Regions from separate parts of the Homo sapiens genome. Here all the other regions are linked to region 2. The links are chromatin contacts, found by Hi-C or POLR2A ChIA-PET in ENCODE. All regions are on one chromosome and are shown on one strand. Each heading gives the region's core, a stretch centred on a gene start or an enhancer-like site at or near the end of the contact. The rest is flanking DNA. Distances are from core to core; before and after follow the strand shown. Region 1 overlaps TPRG1 (tumor protein p63 regulated 1). Region 2 has its middle 180 kb from the start of TPRG1-AS2. Region 3 overlaps TPRG1 (tumor protein p63 regulated 1).

Region 1 (3,396 bases), core at 890-3,389, 150 kb before region 2:
TTTAGAAGTCCACGGGCCATGGTTCCAATCCCAGACTTGTCACTTAATGGCTTTGCTACCGAATTATTTGGAGGCTCATATACTAATTTGTAAAATAGAATTAATATCTACCCCACGGAGTTGTGGGATTAAATGAGAACACATGAGAAGTGCCAAACTGGTGACTGCCATAGGTGTTCCAAATGTATTAGCTTCCTTTTACTTTCCAATTTGCTTTGCTTTGCTTTTATTAGGAAGATGTCAGTTCCTCTATGTGTATTATTTAAGGTGTTACAAAATGTTAATAGGCAGCTATATCCTGAGAAGCTAGTGAGTCAGAGTGGGGCAGTCAGAACTACAGTCTGTACTGTAAGTTCAACAGAAAAGGAGTGTTCATCATTCACTCAACTCAAGGCCTGTTACTCTGTGACAAACTAACGGAGAGCTGGAGCCAGTTTTCTGGTGGGAATAGGGACATGATGAGTTGGTGTAAGAGAGCCAAAGCCTTAATAATGGGAGACAGGAGATCCGTTTTTGTGATCAAGAAAGCACATGTGAAAATGCTCATAGGAACAAGATGGTATCTCACAATTCAGGCCAAGCTGAAGGCATGTATAAGATGGGATGACTCTGCAAGTATACAAAACAGTGACCTTAAACCCCATAAATGGCTCCCTAAAACACCTATGGTTATATTTTGTATTATTATTGACCATCAGAAGCTGGTTTTAGAGCAAAGCATAACTTATAACTAAGAATATTAGGTAATTGATATTCCTTGATCTTTCTAGTTACAAAGTTGTTTCAGCTATTTCATATAGTTACCGTCATTATGCATTTTCCTTGTGTTTTTTTTTTCCCCTTTATGCTAACTTGGATATTGCTGCACCCAGATCTTGGAAAGGTTAAGTTGAGATAGTTTTAATTTGGTGATTCAACAAATGGAGGACAATGGTCTAGTTGTCTCTATAGGGAAAGAGAGATAAAATACAGTTATGTATCACACAAAGTTTTGGTCACAGACCACATATATGATGGCAGTCCCACAAAATTATATCATATTTTACTGTACCCTATGTTTAGATGTATTTAGATATACAAAAACTTACCACTGTGTTATAATTGACTTCAATATTCAGTACAGTAACATGCTGTTACATGTTTATAGCATAGGAGCAATATACTCTATACCATATAGCCTAGGTTTGTAGTAGGCTATACCATCTAGCCTTGTGTAGGGTGTCCAAAAGTAGCCTTGACAAAATAGCCTAATGACATATTTCTAAGATGTATTTCTTTTGTTAAGTGATGCATGACTTTATACATTGGCCTTGCCCTCAAATAGCTTGAGATCTAATTGGGAACTAAGAGGGTAAATATATAGAAAACTAATTTTCATATAAAGCATAATCTGACAAAGCCCAAAATAAAGATGTAAGCAACATATTGTGAGAGCATAGACAAGGCAATCGTTTTTAGTGGTGGGAACTGTTGCTAAAGAGACAACAGAATGAAGAATTTTGGTAGAGAGTTATAAAGTGGCTCATAAACTGGAGGAAGAGTATGACAAAAAGAATGATATGAAAGTGTGAAAAGTTGTTTAAGTAATCATGACTAGTCTCCTGGGTGACTGGAAAATAGAGACAGTAGTGGAAGAGAGGAGAACATGCTCATGGACAGTGTTGAATGGTAAGATAGGAGGTTTTATTTATTTTGATTGACCAACTGACATCATAAAGATTTCAGAGCATGAAGGCTTATCTTTGTGTCCTTATAGCCTATAGCACAACATTAGTATATGGCAGGCACATTGCTGTATGTGAATGGTGAGTAAATGATTAGAACAGGGAGCGGTATGTGGGATGAATTGGAGCACTGAGAAAAGTGTGATCAGGTCTTGGAGTCAGTCCTGGTAAAAGGTGTTGGATGCCTGATCTTGGTGTGGAAATGAGAGGTTACATATAAGATTCTGAATATCACCCTCTTGTGGACAATACTGATTAATGGTCTTGGAATTCAATGGAGGGAAGTCACTTGGATGGAGATAAATTCTGAAAAGAGAATTGCCTTGGAGCTTATGGACTTACCATCCTCAGCAAGGATCAAGTTACATCACATGCTGTGATGAACAGGGCAGCAGGCGAGGATTTTGTCATGTACACTCTTGACTTCGCCTTTGGGTATCTGTGCCAAGAATGCCCGGGGTTTGATTTTTGGGTGCGGTGCTGTCCACTCACTCTAATGCCCAGGGAGGCATGTTGACAAGGATGGGTGGCTGATGGGGGATTGCTGAGCTATTTCTTGGCAAATCTCCGTGGGGAGGCGTTCCCCAAATACCACAATCCTGTTATTTTTGAGTAATGGACTGAACCCAGGTGCCTGATTGGACAGGGCCACTCCCCATTTCTTCCAGATAAATATTTGGTTGCCAGGAGGTTATATTTAAATGAGAAATACCTCCTTAGGAAGTTGTTGCCTAAGAATTCCTGCAGAGGGCAGGATCCCATCCCTGCTGGGGAATGCCTGAGAAGGGCGCCAAAATTTATCCTGTACTCACTATGATACATTTAGTGTGATGGCACCCACTTTGAGGTTCTATAATAGTTTGTATCTCTGAATGACAAGAAAGCTCATCAATGCTAGAGATGTTGCATTTCTTCTAGGGAAGGGCTCCTAGTCTTTAGCGTCGTAATAGCAAGATCCTGAAACGCAGATGGAATGTATGTCAGAGATTTGGCTTTTATGAAAGGAAGGAATCAGTTCTCCAAAAAAGAGCTGAATCTTTTCTGGAACCTGAAGCACCGAGTACAGAATCTAGGAAGCTAGAGACTTTGGATCTTTCAGGCTTTAGGGTGCTCTTTGTTCTCGCTACTTGTGAACATTGAATGTTGGCTTTTCAAGCCTTGTCAATTTAGCATGTGTATTTTCTCTATGACGAGAACCCTCTTATTTCATACATTTTCCTCCAGAAAATGGGATATTAAGACTCAACAATTAAATTTCTAACTCTTTGGGCATCATCTGTCTTTAGAAATACAAGAGTTAACATCCTGAGGTTTTTTTTTTTCTTTTTTTCTTTTTAAAAAAGAACAAAACAAGAGCTAAAGCACACAGAAAAAAAAGGCACAAGGCAAAACATAAGCAGAAAAGACTATCACTAACTTTCTTGGTGAAAGTTCAATGTTTTGGGTACTCCAGTAAAAATCCATCCTAAACATACATTTTCCATAACAATGTGTGGTCTCAAGGTCGTAAACTGTGACTCTCTGTCTCCATGATTTTCTAAATCTTCTTTTAATCACCAGCCATATATTATTTTGTTTTCGTTTTTCACTTTTTGAATCCTTTTGCATTAGGAGTTGTAATAATATTTGCTGATGTGGATCACTTCATAGAGGGGAGACCTTACTTAGGTGC
Region 2 (3,387 bases), core at 741-3,240:
ATAGTGATGGATAATTTTTTAAAAATTATCATCTGAAATCGTATCATTAAGAAATAACCACTATTGGCGGGGCACGGTGGCTCATGCCTGTAATCCCAGCACTTTGGGAGGCCAAGGTGGGCAGATCACAAGGTCAGGAGTTTGAGACCAGCCTGGCCAACGTGGTGAAACCCTGTCTCTACTAAAAATACAAAAATTAGCCGGGTGTGGTAGCATGTGCCCATAATCCTAGCTACTCAGGAGGCTGAGGCAGGAGAATCACTTAAACCTGGGAGGCAGAGGTTGCAGTGAGCAGAGATTATACCACTGAACTCCAGACTGGGTGACAGAGCAAGACTCCATCTCAGGAAAAAAAGATGAGAGAAGAAATAACCACTATTAGCATTGTATGGGTGCACCATAATCTATTTGTCTCTGAGGTTATTTTGATGTTAGTGACTTCAAGGAAGAAAAAGTGGCTTCTGGGAATGTGCATATTGACACAGAAGGTATATAGAATGAAGTGCCTTTTGATTTTAAATGTAATCAGACATTCAAGAGAGCAGAACATATGGACTCTCAGAACATCAGAGCAAGGAAGGAATTTACATGTGTCTATATAAGCCCTTTATTTTGGAAATAGCCAGAAATATTGATCTCAACTCTGATAATTGTACTCCCTTGGTGTGAAACTTCAGATCATTCCTAGAGATTTGAAAGGCTAGAGTCCTCAGGTGGGCATCCACGGGCATCTCAGTATCAATCTCTGTCCAGTGTACCAGATTCAATATTCAAAGTCAATAAAAAAAATTTTACTTCCCACTAGGTGCCAAACTCTGTCACAGATTTTTTTTTAAATTTAAGCCAAATGACAATAGTGTTGTGTTTATTGCTACCACAATTACCACCTTATTTTACAAATGAGAAAACTGAGGTTGAATATTGAGTTATTTAGACTTTTTGCTAAAGTCTCAGAATAACTTGGTACAGTTCCTAGATAAGCCAAGTGCCCAGATCCCCAAGACACTACATTAAGAAGATTCTATTCTATGGAGTATCAATCACATAATACATTCTACTTTCATTGGTCCAAAAGCAAGTGACACATAGATTTTCCACCTGGCATTATTCTTCCCATTAGGCCTATTTCTTCTCTTCAGTCACTTATGGGTAGCTTTGATTTCTTCCCTTCAGCTTCTCTCCCACCTGGCATGTGGCTGCCACACACGGGGCAGGGAAGGGTCGGGGGAGGGGTGAATGGGCAGTGTGGAATGGGGCTGGAGGAAAGAAGAGTAGATAGCTGGGTGTTGTTTTTGCTCTAATATTATTGTCTAGCCAATATCCAAGATGCTGTCCCTCTCTCGTTGCTGTGTACTCTTTGCTCTTTAACTTAGAAGTGTTTATTATGATAAGCTGTGAGCAGATGGACTGAAGTGAGGAGAGAAATTTGACCCAAGAAGATGTCACTTAAACAGCTGAGGCTAGTATTTCACCAGATGTCCAAGCGGTTAACCCATTGAGAGCTTTATGAAGAGCAGTAGCAATTTTTTCATTTGCTGAACTCTTAATTACTAATTTTTCTAATTAGTTAATGGTAGCAAGTATTTGCAAATTATAAAGCATATTTTATATTTTAAAACATTTATATTTAGTATCCTCTTTGATGCATTCATCAATCCAGAGAGATAATCTGCCTCGGATGATAACTAATAATAACTTATATTATTAGTCCTAGTTTACTGATGAGTAAACTTAGGTGCAACTTGTGAAAAGTCACATGCACACACGGAGGAAGAGCTCAGACCACTAAAAGAGAAGAGAAGTTGGGACAGACTTACAGACTTCAGCAATCACCTAGTCAAATATGTATACTCAAAAAATGAGAAAACCGAGGTGGGTTCTGCTGGGCTGATTTGTTGAAGCTCCCCCAGTGAGTTGTGAGTTCATATGGGACTTGAACCCAGGTCCCCTTCTTGCAGCCCCAGGGTTTCCTCTACCAGATTTTTTGATTCCTGACTATTCAGTGTTGCAACATGCCTGCCTCACTAGCTGGCAAAGGAGCAATCCAGTGTGCTGGCTGAAGATGAAGGGGGAAAAGGGACTGCCATGTTCTATCCAGTCATCCTGTACAATTGTGTCAAGCTTCAAAAGCCCTCATGACTCTTAATAAGTAAATAGGTTACTTGAAAGATTGAAATCAAACCTTCCTAGTAATTTTGAGAATTGCTTAACATTCTGGTTTAAAGAAAAAAAAAAAGGTCATCTCTTTGATTTAATCATGCCACCAATGTTGGAGAGGATGAAGAAAAAAATTCTTATTTTAAATTCTCCTTAAAGAAAAATAGAGAATTGAGAAAGCTAGTGTAGAGTGAAGGAAAAAAATAGTGGATCAGTAGTCAAACAACCAGAGCCTGAATTTAAACTATGTGAATGTTACCTGGATTCTCTGAGTCTCAATTTCTTATGTAAAATGAGAGTAAATACCCTCTTATTTGCCTCCTGTGACTATGGGGAGAATCTATTTTTAATCACTGTGACTGCTGTATGTAAAATTAAAATTATGCTATACTAATATGAGGCAGAATTTAAAATAACACTAATGGGCATCTCTCCCTTGGTCTGGTAAGAGAGGCAGCAAAGCTTAGCAGCTTGGAGAACAGACCAGGGAGTCGTATTGCCTGGATTTGAATTCTAGTTTTATCATGTACTACTTGTGTGATCTTGAGCAAGCTACCTAAGCTCACCACTAAAATGTGGATACTAGAATATCTCTCACTGTTTTGTTATGAAGATTAAGTGAGTTAATGTCTGCAGAATTCTTAGAACAATAACTTTTGCGTAGTAAGTTCTATATAAGTGGCGGTTAAATAAATAATTTTAAAAATATAATGATTACTTCAAGGCAAATATACATCCAGGACAACAGAAATGTTCATTTAAGATTCTGTCTTAGCTGTTTTCCTATTTTGATTTCTAGCCACAGGCCTTTACTTATAGTAAGTTGGAAACATGCTCCGTGATTACATCTTGACATGATTATACATTTTTAATGATTTAAGTTTATAAATAAAGAATGTACAGTATTAGATGCAAATCTAACTTACATTTATCCAAATGACAAACATTATTTACTACTTTATGCATTAATAAAACACTCCATACTTGTGTATGGAGTCTCTCATTGATGGGCATTTGGGTTGGTCCCAGTCTTTGCTATTGTGAACAGTGCTGCAATAAACATACGTGTGCATGTGTCTTTACAGTAGAATGATTTATAAACCTTTGGATATATACCCAGTAATGGGATTGCTAGGTCAAATGGTATTTCTGGTTCTAGATCCTTGAGGAATTGCCACACTGTCTTCCACAATGGTTGAACTAATTTACACTCCCATCAACAGTGTAAAA
Region 3 (3,639 bases), core at 715-3,214, 130 kb before region 2:
GAGGCCAGGCTCCAGTTCTCTGTCAGGTGATGGGAGGCACTCCTGTATCCTTCTAACGAACTCCTCTTTTTCACTTGGGTCAGCTTGGGTGATTTAATTGTAAGGATAATATACAGCTGTTGAGATTAACAGAGGCTTATACAGTTGTTGATGATGAATTTCAGGATTGATGGCTCACGGAGGGCAGCAGGGCCTCACCCTCCTTTTGTCTTTCCATTTTGCTGTCTTTTGCCTGAAGACCCTGACATTCATCATGCTTGTCACCGCATGGTTGCAAGATAGCACTGCACCGTGTAGCCTCACTCTGCATTTCAGACAGGAAGAAAGGGAAAAGAGAGGAGGCAAAGAGCTTTCTCCCAGTGACGCTTTGCCTTTTACAATTGAAGAAAAGATCTTCCTTGGGGAATTCTACTTGTCTCATTGTCCAGACAATGTTGCACGGTCATCTCTAGGCAGAGGAATCAAGTATTTTGGCTTTATAGATTTCTATATGTGGATGGCAAAAGAAAAAAAGGTTGCACACACAGTACCTGTTTCTTTCTTTCTTTCTTTTTTTTTTTTTTTGAGACAGAGTCTTGCTCTGTTGCCCAGGCTGGAGTGCAGTGGCACGATCTCGGCTCACTGCAAGCTCCGCCTCCCAGGTTCATGCCATTCTCCTGCCTCAGCCTCCCGAGTAGCTGGGACTACAGGCGCCCACCACCACACCTGGCTAATTTTTTGTATTTTTAGTAGAGACGGGGTTTCACCCTGTTAGCCAGGATGGTCTCGATCTCCTGACCTCGTGATCTGCCCGCCTCAGCCTCCCAAAGTGCTGGGATTACAGGCGTGAGCCACCATGCCCAGCCTACTTGTTTCTTTAAAGATGCCGAGTTAATATTGCCTAGAGGAATCACTGGATTTTTCTAATGATGCTTAAATACCAGCATTTTCAATAAAAAGGCCATTCTTTCAGCAAAACTCAAATGTGTTTATTTTTTGCCTATTTTCCCCCAATTTTAAGGTGTGATTTTTAATGAAAGAACGTTTTAGGTGGGAATTTGCGAAAAGATTGAGAATTGAGTTCATAATGATGAAATGACTTTATCACCCAACTTTAAAATTGTGAGAATTTTAATTTTTAAATTAAAAAAATTTAAGTTAATAAAATTTAAATTTAAAAAATTTAAATTTTTAACACAAAGTTTATGTCTGAGACAGTGAGAGAGAAAAGAGAGAGACAGAGGAAAAAGAGAGAGGAGAGAAAATTATGTGTGTATATGGTTGTGTGTGTGTGGTTGTGTGTGTATACACAACCAAAATTTAGCTAAATAATAAAACTAGTTTTCAAAATGTTTAGATTCAGATCAATAATGTAGTTGCTTCACTTTTTAAAAAATGAATAACATTGTATGTAAAAAAAAGATGCTGCTATTTGTGATAAACTAATATAACAAAGTCTATATAAACTTTAGGATTTTTTTCTGCAACGTGTAGTGAGATTGTTGTGAGAAGTAAAAACAAAACTTCAAAGGCCAATGTACATTGCAGGAGAAGAGGAATGAATATTATAGCACATAGGATGACTAAGAAAAGCTATATATTAATACTATTCACCATCTAATTTTGGGATGATATGCTTGTTTTTTAAAGGTGCAAACCTGATCAATATCCTGATCATAAACCAGTAACTGAAGCATATTCAGCTTTGTAAATGACCTTGGGGCCTTTGCATTCTATCTCTTCTTAACTCCAGCTAACCTTTGATTCCGCTTTCCAATGTCCCCTTTTGCTTTTCTTTCCTCTTCCCACCTCAGTGGGGTCAAAGGCTTCTCACCTCTAAGCCTAACTCTGGGCAAACAGTATCATTCTGAGCTAAGTCGCAGTTTCAAAACTTTAAATAGACTTCATTATGATGCATAAGCAAATTAACCTTTGTAAGGGCAGCTTGCTGCAAGGAAGAAAGAAATTACTCAGCTGTTACTGCATCTATCGCAAACCACTGATTTGTGCCTAATAATGTGAGTTTTGAAAATAATCAGCATAAGATGGTCTTGCAAGATTCCAGCTTGTTATGAGGTAACCGAGTTTATGGGTGCCTGTATCTGTACGTGAGCCTTTCCTCCCCAAAAGCATTTATGGAAAATTTTATAATCATGTGTCACTCACCGATGTACTGTGTATTAGAGGGTAAGTCTAAGAGAGTAAAAACCTGGGCTGAAAAAAGCTGATTGGACCTTTAGCTTGTCTGATTGCTGAGTGATGGGAAACACACTGCACCTGCACTTCTTCCCCGTGGCTGTCTCCACCTGTATACCCCACAGGCATCTCAGACTCATCATCTTTCCCCTATATCTTGCTTCCTTAAAAACCTGCTTCTCTTCTGTAGGTCTTTATTTATGAGGATGGCCTCATTATCTTCCCAATTATGCAGGCTTAAAAAATCAGTCATTTTTCACTTCTTTCTCCCCCCGACCCCAAATCCAATCAGGTTGTCAAATTCAATCAAGTCAATCTTTGCCACATTTCTCAAACCTAACTCTTTCTGTTCCTACTGTCATGATCTTACTTTGGGTGTTTTTTTTTTTTTCTCTTGCTTCAATGATTTTGATGTTTTCCTGACTGTGATTCTATGTAGTGGTTAAGAGCTGAGATTCTGGAGACCTGCTGCCCCTGCTTAAGTTCAGGTTGAATCACTTGTTGACTACGTAGTCTTTGAAATGTCATTTAAATTATCTTTCTTTTGGTTTCTTCACCTGTAAAATGGGGATGATGATAGTTTTTACTCAGAAAATTGTGAGAATTAATTGAGACTACTTCTTTAACGTGCCTAATACAGCAGCACTAGGTAAATATTAAGTACTATGAGATTATTGTATCACCCTTTCAGTCTTACCAGTCTTTCAATCTATTCAACTTAAATCTATCAGATTACCTTATTAAAATACCATGCTGATCAACCTATATCTTTGCTCAGATTTTTGCCCACGATGCTCTATTATCTACTTATGCTTTATAAATGGGATTACAGAAAATCTCAGGTAACAGAGTTGTTATAGCTACTACAAGAAGCCACAGGATAAACATGCCATATCTACCTGAAGCCTAAATTTAATCAATTAAATGGTGTACATTTTCAGATATTGCTTTTATGTTAAAATCAACCAATGTAAATGAAATGCAATAGGAAACATAATTATATGGTTTTAATGATAAAACAATTGCAAATAAATTTTGTGTTTATGGCAAGTGGTCATGGCTCTATGGCAGTGGGGGTGTTCTACTGGCAAAATATGAGAAGCAGTAATGTGCAGCTTCATAGCCTGACTTATAAGAACTTTGCATTATGGTCCTAATCTACTTTTCTATTCTATCTATTTCTAGATTTCACTTATATAAATCATGACCTTGCCAAATCAGACACGTTGATTTTTCCCATATATGTCCCATCCTTCCTCTGCCAGTTAATTAACTTACATGGTTCCCTCCTTTTACCTGTTCTAAACCACTTAACACCTCCTCCCAACACTCACACACTCATGTCTACATTCATCCATGTCTTAAAGCCCACATTTCAGCGATGAATCGATAGAGTGTGATAAAGTAAAGAGAAATATGGAAGATGACTTGATGATATCTTTCGTTGAGCACATTAACATAGAA

Evidence for each region. Hi-C counts contacts between places; a loop is a spot of excess contacts on that map. ChIA-PET counts read pairs that join two places held with the same protein, here RNA polymerase II (POLR2A). Pooled maps may share reads with other maps.
Region 1: a loop to region 2 is called in a map of IMR-90, with 3 times the contacts of the local background. The contact joins two enhancer-like sites. A Hi-C loop is called at or near these places in 4 of 168 maps with a recorded cell type or tissue (A673, Caco-2, IMR-90 and 1 more) and 4 of 50 pooled maps. POLR2A ChIA-PET finds 5 or more read pairs at or near these places in 5 of 52 experiments (A673, MCF 10A, PC-9 and 2 more).
Region 3: a loop to region 2 is called in a pooled map, with 2.2 times the contacts of the local background. The contact joins two enhancer-like sites. A Hi-C loop is called at or near these places in 3 of 168 maps with a recorded cell type or tissue (A673, Caco-2 and colonic mucosa) and 6 of 50 pooled maps. POLR2A ChIA-PET finds 5 or more read pairs at or near these places in 4 of 52 experiments (A673, MCF 10A, PC-9 and 1 more).

The regions. Positions count from the first base shown.
Region 1 is chr3:189,266,057-189,269,452 of GRCh38, forward strand. All of the region lies in intron 4 of TPRG1 (tumor protein p63 regulated 1), which reads left to right. Among named protein-coding and RNA genes, the nearest start is that of TPRG1-AS2, 27 kb to the left of the region's middle. Within about 2 kb of position 2,140, at least 2 of the 41 ENCODE cell types and tissues checked have a DNase peak (open chromatin) inside an H3K27ac peak, as active enhancers do.
Region 2 is chr3:189,417,826-189,421,212 of GRCh38, forward strand. No RefSeq gene overlaps it. Among named protein-coding and RNA genes, the nearest start is that of TPRG1-AS2, 180 kb to the left of the region's middle. Within about 2 kb of position 1,991, at least 2 of the 41 ENCODE cell types and tissues checked have a DNase peak (open chromatin) inside an H3K27ac peak, as active enhancers do.
Region 3 is chr3:189,286,852-189,290,490 of GRCh38, forward strand. All of the region lies in intron 4 of TPRG1 (tumor protein p63 regulated 1), which reads left to right. Among named protein-coding and RNA genes, the nearest start is that of TPRG1-AS2, 48 kb to the left of the region's middle. Within about 2 kb of position 1,965, at least 2 of the 41 ENCODE cell types and tissues checked have a DNase peak (open chromatin) inside an H3K27ac peak, as active enhancers do.